Regions from separate parts of the Homo sapiens genome. Here region 1 is linked to region 2. A link is a contact called in ENCODE Hi-C or POLR2A ChIA-PET data. All regions are on one chromosome and are shown on one strand. Each heading gives the region's core, a stretch centred on a gene start or an enhancer-like site at or near the end of the contact. The rest is flanking DNA. Distances are from core to core; before and after follow the strand shown. Region 1 has its middle 82 kb from the start of LINC02343. Region 2 has its middle 190 kb from the start of LINC02343.

What was found. A loop is a pair of places that touch in the nucleus more often than their neighbours do. ChIA-PET counts read pairs that join two places held with the same protein, here RNA polymerase II (POLR2A). Pooled maps may share reads with other maps.
Region 1: a loop to region 2 is called in a map of PC-3, with 7 times the contacts of the local background. The contact joins two enhancer-like sites. A Hi-C loop is called at or near these places in 3 of 168 maps with a recorded cell type or tissue (Calu3, PC-3 and endothelial cell of umbilical vein) and 2 of 50 pooled maps. POLR2A ChIA-PET finds 5 or more read pairs at or near these places in 2 of 52 experiments (A549 and endothelial cell of umbilical vein).

What each region holds. Positions count from the first base shown.
Region 1 is chr13:34,264,235-34,266,969 of GRCh38, reverse strand. No RefSeq gene overlaps it. Among named protein-coding and RNA genes, the nearest start is that of LINC02343, 82 kb to the left of the region's middle. Within about 2 kb of position 1,454, at least 2 of the 41 ENCODE cell types and tissues checked have a DNase peak (open chromatin) inside an H3K27ac peak, as active enhancers do; they include PC-3, where a contact is called at or near this core.
Region 2 is chr13:34,155,683-34,158,778 of GRCh38, reverse strand. No RefSeq gene overlaps it. Among named protein-coding and RNA genes, the nearest start is that of LINC02343, 190 kb to the left of the region's middle. RefSeq lists a silencer at 1,459-1,518 and an enhancer at 1,027-2,226. Within about 2 kb of position 1,623, at least 13 of the 41 ENCODE cell types and tissues checked have a DNase peak (open chromatin) inside an H3K27ac peak, as active enhancers do; they include PC-3, where a contact is called at or near this core.

The DNA.
Region 1 (2,735 bases), core at 205-2,704, 110 kb before region 2:
GTAGGATCCAAGGCTGGGTGCGATGGCTCACGCCTGTAATCCCAGCACTTTGGGAGGCCAAGGTGGGCGGATCATGAGGTCAGGAATTTGAGACCAGCCTGGCCAACATGGTGAAACCCCGTCTCTACTAAAAACACAAAAAATTAGCCAGGTGTGGTGGTGTACACCTGTAATCCCAACTACTCAGGAGGCTGAGGCAGGAGAATCGCTTGAACTCAGGAGGCGGAGGTTGCAGCGAGCTGAGATCATGCCACTGCACTCCAGCCTGGGTGACAGAGTGAGAATCTGTCTCAAAAAAAAAGAGAGAAAAAAAAGTAGGATCCAAAGTAGACCTTCAGTGACCCCCACCCCAGAAGCAGCAAGTAACCAAACAAAAGTACCCTCTGGGGTCATGAGTGAGTTCTCTCTCAGATTTCAGTTCCACAAACATGTGCTTTGATCCCTCTGAATTTATCTGTAAAATAAAAAAGTCTGTACTGGCTTCAGAAGTGGTGACAGAAACAGTTCTGGGTCTTGTAGGGAAGGCCTCGGGTTTCTGACAGATCAGACCAAAACTGGGCTGGGTTCAGAATAGGTGGGTAAGTTTACTAGAATACAGGGAATCATCAGTTTGTCTTGATTGAAGGAGACTAGAACCCCTGCATCTGGAACTTCAGCCGATTTTATGTATAAGAACTATGGACCCAGAACCTGTGCTTCTCTAGAGAACCAGTCCAGTTTCTGCAGAGTTAGGGTTTTTCTCCAACTATGTAACTTTCTGCATTTGCCTTTGAAGTCTTTCAATTATCCATCTGGTTAAATAAATGACTATTATTATTTTTATTATTATTATTTTTTGAGACAGAGTCTCACTCTGGAGCCCAGGCTGGAGCGCAGTGGTGCGATCTCGGCTCACTGCAACCTCCGCCTCCCAGGTTCAAGCGATTCTCCTGCCTCAGCCTCCCAAGTGGCTGGAACTACAGACATGTGCACCACTACACCTGGCTAATTTTTTGTATTTTTAGTAGAGGCGGGGTTTCACCACGTTAGCCAGGATGCCAGGATGGTCTTGATCTCCTGACCTCGTGATCCACCCGCCTCGGCCTCCCAAAGTGCTGGGATTACAGGCATGAGTCACTGCGCCAGGCCACAAATGACTATTATTTTACAGTTACCTGTAATCTTATTTTGATCAAATGTTTTAAACCGTTGATATTTTGACAAACTTTCAAAAATCCAATTATAAATTGTCTTTTTCTTGACTTCAAATTAACTTTGGAATTTTTGAGATGGACCCTTAGAACATCTCAAAAGGATATCTTTCCTTATAGAAAAGAGATATGTTAAGATGATTGGGCTAATTTAATATATTAAATTATATGGGAAGCATTGTCAAATAATGAGTAATGCTAAACTTTCTTTGAGTCATATTTGTATTGGTGTATTATTAATGTGTGTCTCATAAATTGTATAAAATTCACAGAAATCTGATAGTCTTGGTATGCAATGAGTCATAATTCTAAGTATTATCCTAAAACATTGTGTATCACAGAAATAATTAGATCTCCTTGTCAATTGCATCATTATTATAGTAAATTGTCATTAGATCTTTAGCCATGACAATTTTAAGTATTATTATTCACAAATAATTAATTGTTTTACTCTAGTCTTTTCCTGAATGCTATTACAAACAACTATAAATCTGACATGCGTTGTCTTCAAGGGGATTCATGGAAAGGAATTTGACAAGTACAGGTTTCTGACAACTTTAAGATCATACCACTCATCTCAGTAAGAATTCTCAGAACTGTAACGAAGAAACTGATTGGTTCATACGTCTGCTAGCCCAACATCAAACAGAATGAGAACTAAGTGAATATCAAGGAAAAGCTTCAGAAGATTTTTATGCTGCCAGCCAGTACTGAAATTGTTAACATATGCAATTTGAATGAACTTTATAAGACTGACCCAAGTCAAATTACCTATGATAAACACCTGAATTTGAGAAACAAAACTTGTATTCAAAAGCATGTAAATCTAGTGTTAAGCGTGGACTCATAGAGAACCCAAATGGCTGACTGGTCCTTAAATCTTCCATTAAGCTCTATGACTTATCATAGGGTAGATAAAACTATACAAGTTGTGAAATAAATAGTGTGGTGACTGTTCTAAAATTGCTAAACTGGTTTATAACCAATGTTTTGTTTCTCAAACTCATAATTCTGATAAGATAACAAAAACCTCAGGTGATACATTTCTGGTACCTGCTGGATTATTTAAACACTTACAGATGGATTTCATTCAATTTTCGGCTTCAATTCATGCTTTCTGGTTATAGAGAAGCTTTCTCAGGCAGGAAGGCCAATGTTATAACAGCAGCTGAAAGGTCGTTGGAAAATGTGTTTCTCTTATGGAACATTACTGAAAAAATCTTCGGTGTTGGAGGTACTGGTTTCATTGGGCAAGTTGTAAAACAGATAAACAAAATATTACAAACACAACAACATTTGACAAAGCGAACTGAATCAATTGGATTGCCTTGGTCAAAAGTATTACCAATTGATGGTGATCAGATCCACTCCCACTAGAAAACATAGATTGACCTTTTATAAAATAGTTACTAGAAGGCCTGTTCTCCTAATAATAGAACCTCATGTGTCACCTGCTCTTACAAACTCTGACAGGACTCAGTATGGCAAAGCTTTAGTACATTAAGGCAAAGTATATCTTCACCAGGTAAAAGAAGCCCTTCATGA
Region 2 (3,096 bases), core at 374-2,873:
TCTTTGTATGTATCTTCCAAAGAAACCCAAAGTAAAGGTAGAAGAGCAAATATGTGGTCAACTCTGGGGTTCAAAAAACGCTTATTAATGGCAAGAAGAAAAAAAGAAGGGAGGAATGAAGGAAGGAAGGGAGAGAGAGAAGGAGGGAGAAACAGAAACAATCCAATCCAGAGATCTATTCTTGCTGCCTTCCACGCCTATAGAAGGTGTAAAAAGCTTCCTCTGCACAGAGAATAGGCTCGTTCAATAGGGAGCAATTTCAAAACTCTGAGGAAAATGTAAAGGAATGATATAAGAAGTCAGTACTTCAGATACTCCTTCATACAGCTATAATATCAAGTCATATTTTTAAAAACGACTCCAGGAAAAAAATGTATTTTTTCTCAGGAAGATTTATTTTCAGATAAATTTACTTTAGACTTTCTTAAAAACTCTGAATCCATGAAAGGCTGATTTTTATGGTAGAATTATGTACTTCCTTTGCAAGGATGTGAGCTTATTGAACATAAGGTTAAAAGGAAAATAAGACCTCAGAATTTTCTTACCCTTTAAAAACACACAATGTTTTCATGCCCTTTTGATGAAAAGTGTTGGTGGCGTAAAAAAACTAAGGGTACAAAATACCTAATAGAAGCTCATGAAAATTTAAAATTCATTAGTTGGGAACTTACGATAGTTTTGACACTGGCTAGGTTGACGTTGTTGTTGTTGTTGTTGTTTTTCCATTGCCTGTGATAAGGTATTTTGAAGCTATTAAAAAATACAAATAGGTATTCAGGGGAAGTAGTTAACTCTTTAAGAGCAGAAACTTTTGGAGTATTTTGCCAGCATCTCTTTACTGACAAACAGTATTACCATTATTTTCAAACTCATTCAATGAACCAAGTTAGATGAGAGCTTCTACACCATTGTGTGGGACTAATTGAGATTCTGGGTGGCCTGAGAATGGAAAGGCTCCTGTAGGTGCCATCTGTGTCTCTCACTTTGGGTACATTAACTTCTCTCTCCACCCTCCATGAGTTGCAGAAAAGCTGCTCTCTGAGAAGCTCGCTGTCTCCACCGTCCTGGGACCTACTAGCTCTGAGAGGGGAGGAACTGGGCTTACTGATCTTTTATTGGCAATGTCCATCATACAGTGAGTACTAAACATGTGAGCCACTATTATGTAAGTATATGTCATAGATTTACTTGCATTTTATTTTGAAATATCAATTCCATTTTTCTCTTCTTCATTCCTGCATCCTTCCCCTATCCCCCAGTCATTCCAAATGTGCCCAGCATTTAGCACAGCTCTGTTGGCCAAAACATGGATCAATTGCTTATTTTGGACAAACAAAGAACTTCATTCCTTCCTAGCAGATGTGTGTCTGTAAATAACCTCAAGAATAACCTTAAGAAATATTTTTTCTCTCTCTCTCTAATGACATTTAAAGAAATGAGGCTTTCTAGATAACAGGCTCCACGGCCATGTGAGCACAGTGTCTACACAGGTGGCTACTGCCCAGCCCTCAGTGGTCTCCTTAGAAACCAGCCTCTCTGCACGGTGAGTCAGAGGCGGCAGGAGGAGCTGGGCAGTGAGTCATGTCAGGAAACGGCATGCTCCGTGTGCGAGCAGATGCCGGTTTATTTCACTGATTCATTTCCACCTACTTCCTCCTACCTCTGTCTGCACTCTCAAATGAACAGAAAGTTCATTCATCTCGCCTCTTGCCTGTGATGCTACATGCTCCCCCTATTTCTCGGAATGCTTACCATAGGCCCCACAATGCTGGATGCCGTACAGATCAAGCCACCCCTGTTCTCTGCGATGGGACACTCTAAGAAGGAGGTGTCACCCACATTGTCATCCCTGGTTTTCAAGTTAACTGCCATGACGGACTTCATGATGAATTTGTGGATTTTCTCACAAGCCCTCACACCTCTGTCCTTTGAGCATTTTGTCAACAGTGGACAACTGCTGTGATTCTTAACACATTTAAAAAAAAAAATGTGATCGCCTGTAGTCAAGTTTCCCTGCTTTGGAAGGGAAGGGGATCCATTTTTCAACTCAGAATTAGAGGATGAACCTGTTAACAGGGAGAGGCTGAGAAGAGAAAAAATGGGGAGTTAAATTCAGCTCTAAACGCTATGGAGAATCAATAAATATCGACAGGCAAGGGGGCAGAAGGAAGGAGAGAGGTTTTGCCAACCTCAACTGATATCTGTTAATAATACCAAACAGCAATCTGTCATCAGCCTGGCAACACTGGATTTTCCCCAAGGAAAATCCAGGGTCCCCTCCCAGCAGTTCTTGGAGAAAGAGCTTAGAGTTCTGAGTTCCTGGGAGAGGATGGACTGTAGGCGGGATCAGAGTACTGAGATCCTGACAATTAAACCTGCTTACATTTTCCCTGCGTGCAGACATGGTGTTTGGAAACAGCAACCTCCAGTCATCTTGCTTAGCTCTTTGGGGTTCTGGTCATACATACATCTTTCTAAACTTCAAAAGTCTATGCAAGCACACTGACCTGGCAGGTTATTTGAATTCTTGTTCTGGTTTACAAGTCTTTCTAAGACATTTACACCAGAGCTAGAAGAAAGAGACCGGATTTTGGAAATTGCTCACAGGTTCGAGAGAGGATTACCGGAGCACAAGAGCCGGGCGGAGGTTGTCTACTTTTTCTGCTAAATTGCACAGTAGATTCTTTCAGACCTTGAGGAAGAGATTAGAGAAAGATAAATCAGAGTGTTATAACCCTGTGCTGAGTCACAGCTCTGAGGTTCTTTTATATTGCTGGAGGCAGCTTTCAAAATCCGCTGTTTGCGTGTGGCTAGAATAAGGATTTGTCCCTCAGTCTCAGGACGTATCCTGGTCGTGTCTAGTCCTTCAACCTATAATTCCAAATCAGATGAAATTTCTCTCCAGATATTGTGAAAAATACTCTCTATATCGCAAGGTTTTTTTTTTTTTTTTCCTAATGTGTAAACATTTCTCTACCTGGCATATCAGCAAGGCAAAGACCCAAATATTAATTGTCCTTCTCCTGATTGTGTGTGAGTCACAGGACTAAGCTCTGTGGGGTAAGAAACAAATTTTTGAAGACACAGTCTCTTGCT